Regions from separate parts of the Homo sapiens genome. Here region 2 is linked to region 1. A link is an interaction called in ENCODE POLR2A ChIA-PET data of the cell type or tissue named here. Cell type or tissue: A673. All regions are shown on one strand. Each heading gives the region's core, and the rest is flanking DNA. Links, peaks and the distances in the headings are about the cores only. Region 1 has its middle 39 kb from the start of GRP. Region 2 has its middle 51 kb from the start of SEC11C.

Region 1 (5,376 bases), core at 291-5,290:
TGAGGTGGCAGGATCACTTGAGACTGGGAGTTCCATGCTGCAGTGAGCTGTGATCACACCACTGCACTCCGGCCTGTGCAACAAAGAGAGACCCTGTCTCAATAATAATAATAATAATAATAATAATAATAATAATAATAATAATCAGGGTTTCTGGCCCCAACCAGTTTATTTGAAAGACAGTCTTTGCAGGGGGGACCAGGCATTCTATCTCTTCAAGCTTCTGGGTGACTGTCATGGGCAGCCAGGGTTGAACGTCACAATGTAAAAACAGCTTTCTTACCTCTGGTGGAGGAGAAGTGGTCTCCATTAAGCAGGTCAGGGATTCCTCTTCCAGGGGATATTACTAGGACAAGTGATCCCTGCATCTCTAGCCCTGTCGACTGCGAGAATTTCTAGATGGTGTTCTACCCACCTCACCTTTGCCATGGAGCAAAGATCCCCTCAGAGGCAGCCCCTCCCTGAGAGCCACCTGCTTCACTCACTTCCTCCTTGCAGCATTCTCTTCAAATCCCTCTCTCTTTATGGCAAAGCAATATCTGAGAATCTGAGAAGCGCACCTCAGTGTTATGTGTATGAAGTTGAGGAAGGTAGTATCTTAGTTCATTGAGCTGCTGTAGCAATACCATACAATCAGTAGATTTTAAACAACAGAAACTGATTTCTCAGCCAGGCTTAGTGGCTCATGCCTGTAATCCCAGCACTTTGAAAGGCCAAGATGGGAGGATCACTTGAGCTCAGGAGTTCAAGACCAGCCCGGGCAACATAGTAAGACCCAATCTATACAAAAATAAAAAAAAAAAATAGCCAGGTCTGGTGGTGCACACCTGTAGTCCCAGCTACTTGGGAGGCTGAGGTAAGAGGGTTGCTCAAACCAGAGAGTTCAAGGCTGCATTGAGCTGTGATCACACCACTGCACTCCAGCCTGGGTGACAGAGTAAGACCGTGTCAGAAAAGAAAAGAGCGAAAGAAAAAGAAAAGATTGATTACTCACAGTTCTAGAGGATAGGAGGTCCAAGATGAAAGCACCTGCAGGTTCAGTGTCTGGTGAGGTGTCTTCCTGATTCCTAGATGGCCATCATCTCCCTGTGTCCTCACAGGGTAGAAGGGGCTGGGGAAGCTCTCTGGGGTTCCTTTTACAAGGGCACAAATCCCATCCATGAAGGCTCAGTCCTCATGACTTAATCACCTCCCAAAGGCCCCACCTCCTAATACCATCACACTGGGGCTTAGATTTCAACATACGAATTTGGGGAGACACAGACATTCAGCCTTTAGCAGGTAGGAAGGTTAGCACTTTGGTTCCCACACATATAAACGCCCCTAAGTCAGTGCTTCTCAGAACTTCACTGTGCATAGGAATCACTTGGGGATCTTGTTAAAGCGCAGATTCTGCTTTAGAAGTTCTGGGATGGAGCTGCGGGTCTGCATTTCTAACGAGCTCCCAGGCAGTGCTGCTGCCGTTGGTCAGTGGACCCACGTGGAATAGCCAGGCTCCAGGATGCTATCACCTTCCAGCCTTTCCTCTGGAGGTTTTGGGGTTTCTACTTGAACCTACTGGGTCAGACGGCCTCATAGGAAAGGGTACCAGAATGAGAAAAACCTGAGATCCTCACTGGTGGTAGGATGTGCTGTATTGATTTGGCTCAGAATACACTGAGACAAGAGCCCAGGTGAAAAGTGTTTCTTCTCCTCGCTGGGTAACAGAGCCATGAGGCTCATCCGCAGAAAATCAACCACGACCTAAAGGCAACATGGAAAGAGAGTGTCTCCTGTCCATGCCCTTCTGTGACTGCCCAGTCAAGAACACCCTCTGTACCCATGCTCACCTGATCATACTGGGATCATCTGCTGTGATCAGCCCTCCCACTGCGTGCTGGTTCTTACCTTGTTTCCTTGGAGCTCCAGGGTACAATCTCTGTTAGTCTGGAGCTGAGAGGGTGCTTACTAATTACATTTATTGGGTGAACGTGGATGAAACAATCTGCTTGAATCTTGTAATCTATGTTTCTATTGGCACCAGCCCCAGGACAGGGTGTGTCATTTGACAGGAGGTACTAAGCAGGACTCCATATTGAAAACACTCCATGACAGCTACCACTAAAGGAATTTTCAAATTTCATTTTTTCCCCAAACACTGCCTTTCTTAGCTGCTGAGTTTTCTGTGTCTCATCTGCATGGAGCCTCTTCCCCCGGAAAAGGGATTAGGCAGGGCCTGGGCGACCCTCCAAGGAAGGCGGAGGCTATTTGCATCTCTAACCACAAGGAAATTACTCCTGACAGCCCAAAGTAAAGCAGAAATATTAAGAACCATGGAGTGACGTTCCTGTACCAGAAGAAAAATGGAAGATTATAAAAAGTTTTAGAGGCCAGAGCACAGCAGTAAATTGTAGATTATGAATATATATTTAAAGTCTGCATGAAAGTCAGTGGCCTTTTTTCCTCAGAATTTGCAAAAGTGTGTTTTCGATGGGCTGTTTCAGAGTTTTTTGATTATGATAGCTTAACATATGACGTTTCTAATTTCCTTATGTTATTGTCCTTCAGAAACACTGGCTCTATCTCCATTTTAAAATTCCACACAAAAAAAAAGACAGGTAATTTGCACATTTAGGAATGTATTACCCAGTTTTTAAATGGTCCAGACATTTGAGTTTTCCTGATACCTGCTTCTGGCTAATGTATGCAAAAGAAGAAGAGCGAAGGGAGATAAAATTCAAATCGATATACTTTGTACCCACTTATGAAAAGCTCTGGTGAAAAATATGTGGACCTGAAAGAATGCAGAGGTGACTCTCTATTGCTACTCACCCTGAGGCCTTGGGGTTCTCGGTGATGGATTCAGGGCTTCTTCTCTGGCCACTGTTGGGTGATATTGGTGATATACACACAGGAGGTTAATTTGTTGGAGCCAAAAACTACGCATGAGTACAACAATAATAAATATTACTTTAAGTTAAAAAATGAATCCCGGCCAGGCACGGTGGCTCATGCCTGTAATCCCAGCACTTTGGGAGGCCGAGGTGGGTGGATCACCTGAGGTCAGGAGTTTGAGACCAGCCTGACCAACATGGTGAATCCCTGTCTCTACTAAAAATACAAAATTAGCTGGGTGTGGTGGCGCATGTCTGTAATCCCAGCTACTCAGGAGGCTGAGGCAGGAGAATCGCTTGAACCTGGGAGGCAGAGGTTGTGGTGAGCCGAGATCACGCCATTGCACTCCAGCCTGGGCAACAAAAGTGAAACTCTGTCTCAAAAAGTGAAAAAATAAAATGAATCCGTCTGGCACAGTGGCTCACCCCTGTAATCCTAGCGCTTTGGGAGGCCGAGGCGGGCAGATCACTTGAGGTCAGGAGTTTGAAACCAGCCTGGCCAACATGTTAAAATCCCATCTCTACTAAAAATACAAAAATATTAGCTGGGCGTGATGGCGGGTGCCTTAATCCCAGCTACTTGGGTGGCTGAGGCAGGAGAATTGCTTGAACCCAGGAGGCGGAGGTTGCAGTGAGCCAAGATTGCACCATTGCACTCCAGCCTGGGTGACAGAGTGAGAATCCATCTCCAAAAAAAAAAACAAATCTATCCATAACACCTCATTTTTACTGTCCAGTACCAAGGCGTTTTGGTGGTTTTCCTGTGTGAGCCTGCAAATTAATTATGGGTCAGCATGCACTAGAACACTACCTGGTTCCTGCAATATGCGAAAGTAAAACCTCCCCTGTGTGGGAATTTAAGTCGATCTTTGCTTGCTGAAAGGGTAGCAGTGACTTTAATAAACACCAACTCTTTTTTTTTTTTTTAAGAGATGGGGTCTCGCTCTGTTGTCCAGGCTGGAATGCTCATTGCCAGCCTCAAATTCGTGGGCTCAAGTGATCCCCCCACTCAGTACCTGTGACTACGGGCATGTGCCACCATGCCTGGCTAATTAAAAAAATTTTTTTTGTAAACACAAGGTCTGGCTTTGTTGCCCAGGCTGTCTTGAACTCCTGGTTTCACGTGATCCTCCTGCCTCGGCCTCCCAAAGTATTGGGATTGCGGGGGTGAGCCACCATGTCTGGCCCAAACTTTTTTAGACCAATGAATATCTTGCCAAAACGTGTAAATATTAAATAACATGAATTAATGAATGTAATCCTTTAATTTCCCAGTCTTACACAAAGCCTGGTGTCTTTAGCTATGACATTTAAGTAGCTGAAATCAAATATATAATTAAATTCTGCAAGAAAATAAAACGGAAACTCAGATACCTTGGAATAATTACACTGAAGATGTTAGCAATTCTCTGTCTTGTTATTATTGGAGTTGGCCCTTAGGAATGCTTTCCTCTGGCTGGGAATACCAGCTGCAAACATAAAATCTCACTTGGGACTACTCCTTCCCTTAAGGGTAATTTGTCCCAGCTGTAATGTGGGTAGCATTAGAGAAGTCAGGTTAAATTTTGCACAGAGGAGATTAAAGGCTCAGGATAGTGATATATAGGATATATATTTTGATGGAGGGTTGGGAAGATGTGGTATAAGTGCACTTGGAGTTGCTGCAATACCATCCTGAGTGCCTGGGGAGAGTACCAAAATGGGGAGGTGATTGGATGCTGGTGGCAAGAATAACGCTTTGAAGACATTCTGTCTCATAAGCGCCACCTCTGCACCAAACACTAGCAGATGCTGCCCTGCGGGGCTCTTGGTTATAACAGGCAGAGCTAGTCTGGGGTTCAGTTCCTGGGGAACTGCAGGGATTAAGAATGCTATGAGAGGCTGGGTATAGTGGCTCACACCTGTAACCCCAGCACTTTGGGAGGCCGAGGAAGGCAGATCACTTGAGGTCAGGAGTTTGAGACCAGCCTGGCCAACATGGCGAAAAGCTGTCTTTACTAAAAGTACAAAAATTAGCCAGGCATGGTGGTGTGCACCTGTAATCCCAGCTACTCAGGAGGCTGAGGCAGAAGAATCACTTGAACCGGGAGGTGGAGGTTGCAGTGAGCCGAGATGGTGCTACTGCTCTTTAGCCTGGGCGAGAGAGTGAGTGAGAGTCTGTCTCAAAAAATACAAAAATAAAAAATAAAAAGAAGAATGCTATGAGATAGGGAAATGGAACCAGGGTCTTGGACTGAATGCAAAGCAGGAGTAAGCTTCCCCCATGTGAATAAAAAGGCTGGAAAAAGCTGTAGCAAGAGTTGATTAAGGTTCTGTTTTTTTTCATAGCTGCATGCCCAAAAAGGAAGGTAGGAGGACATTAACACATCCTTTCTCACAGGACCTTCGCTACGCTGCTACCTGATTCTGTGTCTGGCTTTGCAGTATCTCAAGGCTTTTATAAAAGCTGGTTCTGGACTGTTTACTATGGGGACGTGGAGAGTCGGTGGGGACAGCAGCAAAG
Region 2 (5,376 bases), core at 54-5,053, 92 kb before region 1:
TGAGATTTCAATCAGGCAGTCTGACCCCAGAGGCTGCACCCTGACTACTTATTATTAACAGTGTCTGTCCCTGCCTTGCAGTTTCGTTACAGAAGGAATTGAGACAACATCTGCAAGAACCTTTTGAAAAACGACCACTATGCAAAGGGAAGGAAGCGTGCTATACTTTTCCATTCATAGTGGAAGTAGAGGACCCCCACTTTTCATGATCCCTGTTCAGTCATAGCTTTTGTTCAAGTTGTCTGGTCGAGTTGTTTAAAGACAGTGGGCAAATAAAAGGGAACAAAATGCAGAACAATTTTAAGAGTCGGAAGCACAAAATCATGACAGAAACAAGATGAGCCTGAAGTGGAGGCTGGTAAGGCCCGGGAGATGGAATAGGCCCCCCTTTCTTACTGTAGTCACAGACATCCTCTTCCTAAACCCCAGAATAACAACTCAGCAACTGCTATGATGCTGTTGGCACTGATTGGAATCCAACCCCAGGGCTTTGCCTCAGCAACTGGAGTTTTTTCTTCTACTTATAATTAACTCTTCTTCTCCATTCTCACCTCTGTTCTCACTCTCTAATTCCCTCCTCTGTTTTTTAGAGATAGGGTCTTGCTCTGTTGTCCAGGCTGGAGGGCAGTAGTGCCATCATAGCTCACTACAGTCTCTAACTCCTGGCTGCAAGCTGGGAGGATTGTTACAGGCCTGAGCCACCGTGCCTGGCTCCCCTCCTCGATCTTCTCTCTTTATACCCCCTTGTGAGAGAGACTGCTGTGTGTTCCCCAACATCTGTCTTCTCCTTTCATAATAGCAGACTGTAGCTAGGCACATGGTTGCCCAGCTGAACGCCATTTCCCAGCCTCCCTTGCAGGCATAGCCATGTGACTTCATATTCCCTGACTCAACAGTTAGAGACATGTGTTTACTTATATATAATCTAGTTCACCTGACAGCTGGCTGTGTGATGTGGGCAGAGATGTGCTGGCCACACTTGATCTCAGTATCGCTGAATTCATCTGCTCTCGCTCACTCTGCTCCTCCCAATTCAGGTGTAGTCTGGCTCTGAAAGAATGCAGCTTGCCAGTGTTTCTTTCTCTGGCCATCTAGCTTACTCATATTACTTTGATATCATGCTTTGTTAAAGCACAAAAATGCTCTCCCTGGGCTGGGCTCCATGGCTCACACCTGTAATCCCCACACTTTGGTAGGCCGAGGTGGGTGGATTGCCTGATGTCAGGAGTTCAAGACCAACCTTGCTAACATGACGAAACCCTGTCTCTATGACAGGGTGGCGCCTGCCTGTAGTCCCAGGTACTCAGGAGGCTGAGGTGGGAGAATCACTTGAACCCGGGAGGTGGATGTTGCAGTGAGCTGAGATTGCACCATTGCACTCCAGCCTGGGTAACAGAGGGAGACTCCATCTCAAAAACAAACAAACAAACAAACAAACAAACGTTCTCTCTGCATGTGCAGAGGAACACACTGCCTAATTCTCTGACCCCTAGACTGTCAGGGAGCTGAGCCTGGAATTTGGAGGCGGGCAGAGAGAAATGCGATTTCTTTTCATCCCATAGTAGAAATGACTCTAATCAACAGCTAATCATCACTATCTAATGGGGTCTGCTCTGATCTGCCACAACAAAAAGAGAACTCATTGAGGTTGCAATGAGCTATGATCGTGCCACTGCACTCCAAGCCTGGGTGACAGGGCAAGAGCCCGTCTCTTAAAAAAAGAGAGAAAACCTATACTTGCTGCTGTGAACAAGGAGAGAGAGTTTGATTAAGCAGGATGGACATTTTCCAGATGGGCTGCAAGGGGGTAATGCTTTTTTCAGGTGTAAAAGTGAGTTTATTAATGAGTTAACATGGATTGAGGACTTACCATGTACCTGATGAGGTACTAAACCCTTTAGATGGGTTATTTAACTTAATCCATCCCAAAGTCTCTACTACTATTTCCATACTATAGTTGAAAAAAGTGAGACTCAGAGAGGTTGAGTCACTTGTTCAAGGTCACACAGCTAGTAACTGACAGAGAAGGGTTTGAACCAAGGCCAGCTGATTCCCTGGCCTCTGCCCTTAATCAGCACTCTGATGAAGACTACGTGGCAGTCCTTGGGATGGGAGATTCCAGATCATAGGAACAGAGATGCTCAAGGAAGCTTTGCAATGACCAGAGGCTGTGGCCCTTCAGGCACCTCCTTGCCACTTGCCTTTGTCCTCTTCTGATACCTGCCCTTTGGCTACAGGGTAGGATCCTCCCTCACGTTCTTCATTGGTGGGCTCACTGGGCTCTCCCAGCCTTTCCAGCCTGATCCTCTAATTGGTATCTCATGTAGAGGGCTCTGTGCTGGTGACTAGTGGGTGATGAGAGCTCTGGCACCTGTTTGGCCAGTAGACAAATGCTACAAGTCCTTGTACTCTCCTTTCCCTGCAACCTCTCTAAGGGGTGGAGGCGGGGGGGTTCAGGAAGGGGCAGGAGCTTTCCATGCTGTAGGCCCAGGGACTTCCCCTCAGCTCAGGCCTGGGACCTCTGGCCACAGTTCCTGGGCCAGGGGACTTAGCCCACACATAAGAAAGAACTAGGAACCAGGACTGTGAGACTTGAGATCACATCATGAGTGATGCTATTTTTCAAAAAGGAAGTAAGAGGTCGGGTGTGGTGGCTCATACCTGTAATCCCAGCACTTTGGGAGGCCGAGGCAGGTGGATCACTTGACGTCAGGAGTTCGAGACCAGCCTGTCCATCATGGTGAAACCCTGTCCCTACTAAAAATACAAAAAAATTAGCCGTGCATGGTGGCGTGTGCCCGGAATCCCAGCTACTCAGGAGGCTGAGGCAAGAAAATCGCTTGAACCTGGGAGGTGGAGATTGCAGTGAGCTGAGATCGTGCCACTGCACTCCAGCCTGGGCGACAGAACAGGAGTCCATCTCAGAAGAAACAAAACAAAACAAAACAAAAAAACAAAACACACAAAAAACCAAACAAAAAAACCCAAAAAACAAAAAACAAAAAAACCCAAGGCTCGATTCCTGAATACCTATCTTGTTTTCCCAGTGACAAAATACATTCCTGGAAGGTGAAATATTTTTCTCCTGGAATTATGTGCTCTTTAACCCCTTTCAACACTTAGAATCTACCTAATTCATGAAGTGGCACCAGCTTATTTGACTTGTCCTTTTCTTTCATCTGTATACAGCAATGTCTTGTGTATTAGTTTCTTAGAGTTGCAGTAACAAAGTACTAAAAAGCGGGTGGCTTAAACCATAGAAATGTCATGTCTCACAGTTCTGGAGACCTGAAGTCCAAGATCAAGGTCTTCAAAGTCAGCAGGGGTGGCTTCTGCGGGCTGCGAGAGCAAACCCGTTCCATGCTCTCCCCCAGCGTCCATGGTTTGCATGTTCCACGCTTTCCCCCAGCATCCATGGTTTGCACCCATTCCATGCTCTCCCCCAGCATCCATGGTTTGCACCCGTTCCATGCTCTCCCCCAGCATCCATGGTTTGCACCCGTTCCATGCTCTCCCCCAGCATCCATGGTTTGCACCCGTTCCATGCTCTCCCCCAGCATCCATGGTTTGCACCCGTTCCATGCTCTCCCCCAGCATCCATGGTTTGCACCTGTTCCATGCTCTCCCCCAGCGTCCATGGTTTGCACCCGTTCCATGCTCTCCCCCAGCGTCCATGGTTTGCAGGCAATCTTCGGGGCTCCTCAGCTTGCAGAAGCACTGCCCTGATCTCTGCCTTCATCTTTATGTGGCATGTTCCCACTATCTGTGGCCACATTTTCCCTATTTATAAGGATATTTGTCATGTTTGAATAGAAGCCCACCCTACACCAGTATGACCTCATCTTAACTAATTATACTTGCAATGACCCTATTTCCAAATAAGGTCACAATCCTGAGGTACTGGGGAATAAGGGCTTCAGAATATGAATTTGAGGGGAACACAATTCAATCCATAACACCTTTCAAAACTTTAGGTTTCTTTTTCTTTTTTGAGACAGGGTCTTGCTCTGTCTCCCAGGCTGGTGTGCAGTGGTGTGATTTTGGCTCACTGCAGCCTCAACCTCCTAGGCTCATGCGATCCACCCAGCTCAGCCTCCCAAGTAGCTGGGACCACAGGTGCACGCCACCACATGTGGCTAATTTTGTTTATTTTTTGTAGAGATGAAGTCTTATTACATTGCCCCATCTGGTCTTGAACTCCTGGGTTCAAGCGATCTGCCCATCTTGGCCTGACAAAGTGCTGGGATTACAGGTGTGAGCCACCGTGCCCGGCCTAAAACTTTAGGTTTCTAATAAAGCACTTCTAAGGGCTCTTTGAGACAATATTTTCCACTGTGAATGAGGAGGTATATGAAAGAAACTCTCTTAAAACACAGTGAAACTGCTGTCGACAAGACAGCTGCCTCTCGGCATTAAAATGCAAAATTGGCCAGGGAGAGCACCATTCCCTTTGCTATGTGAGATGACACCGCCATCTTGGGCATGGCAACTGAGTGCACTTCCATCCTTGAAGTCTATTATTTTTGCAATGAGTTTCAAAACAGGCAGAAGAAACAGCTGCTCTGGTGTGAATTTGCTCCCTCCCCGTCACTCTGGCTCCAATTATCTGCTCAGAGACACCAGAAGGAAAACACTTTGCTCTTCCTCCCACATAGACAGAGCTTGTCCTCCTTTCAGATCAACTAAGGGGCAGTTTGCAGCAGGGTTCTGCAGAGGGAGACATTCTTGTTTGGCCTCACAATCTCTCCTAGTCTTATGCAGATTTCTGACAGTCTGTTATTTGTGTGGTCTTTGAAGACATGGTGGCCCTGCAGCTGAATGGCGCTGGGCAGGCCTGTGGCATGGAATAACCAGAGGGCCATGGAGGGGCAACTTTTACAGCCACCCCTCAATGTTGGCCAAATGTGACTCAGCCTGATGCACTGCAAGGTGAGTCTGAGGATCACATGCAAAGGACAAGCTGCCACTCTGTTGTGTTTTTGATTGGAAGGGTCGGTGTGTGACTTGTCTTTTGAGGGTAGTGACATTTCCTTTTCTTTGTCCTGTTCAGCATATCATGGGGACTATGAACTTTCTGTTCTTGCCACTGACATTCCCCTTTCTAAAAATCCAATCAAATAACTATACAGGTCTAAGGAGAGATGATGAGGAGATGATGGGTCTCCGTGAATGGCACAGAGGCCACATTCAGAGTAAAGCTGGGCATTCACTTGGGCATAGGAGGCCACTTCCAATACCACTCATGTCGCCTGACTCAACATCAAGGAATGTAGGGACCAAAGTAAAGAGTGATGTCCCCAACCTGCCTTCATCCCAACCTTTGCCCTGTCTTCATGTCCGGGCAGGTGCAGCCACCCAGCTCCTCTTTTGATTGTC

What was found. Peaks named below come from ENCODE experiments on the same cell type or tissue, not always from the same donor. Only the 100,000 strongest peaks of a DNase experiment are listed, where the experiment ranks them.
Region 2: POLR2A ChIA-PET joins it to region 1 with 6 read pairs; 3 of 35 experiments call an interaction of 5 or more read pairs at or near these places.

What each region holds. Positions count from the first base shown.
Region 1 is chr18:59,178,521-59,183,896 of GRCh38, forward strand. No RefSeq gene overlaps it. Among named protein-coding and RNA genes, the nearest start is that of GRP, 39 kb to the right of the region's middle. In A673, for the core only: no CTCF peak of the experiment used is centred there; a DNase peak (open chromatin) is centred at 2,191; H3K4me3 peaks cover 712 bases; H3K27ac peaks cover 2,553 bases.
Region 2 is chr18:59,086,646-59,092,021 of GRCh38, forward strand. No RefSeq gene overlaps it. Among named protein-coding and RNA genes, the nearest start is that of SEC11C, 51 kb to the right of the region's middle. RefSeq lists an enhancer at 4,459-4,960. In A673, for the core only: no CTCF peak of the experiment used is centred there; no DNase peak of the experiment used is centred there.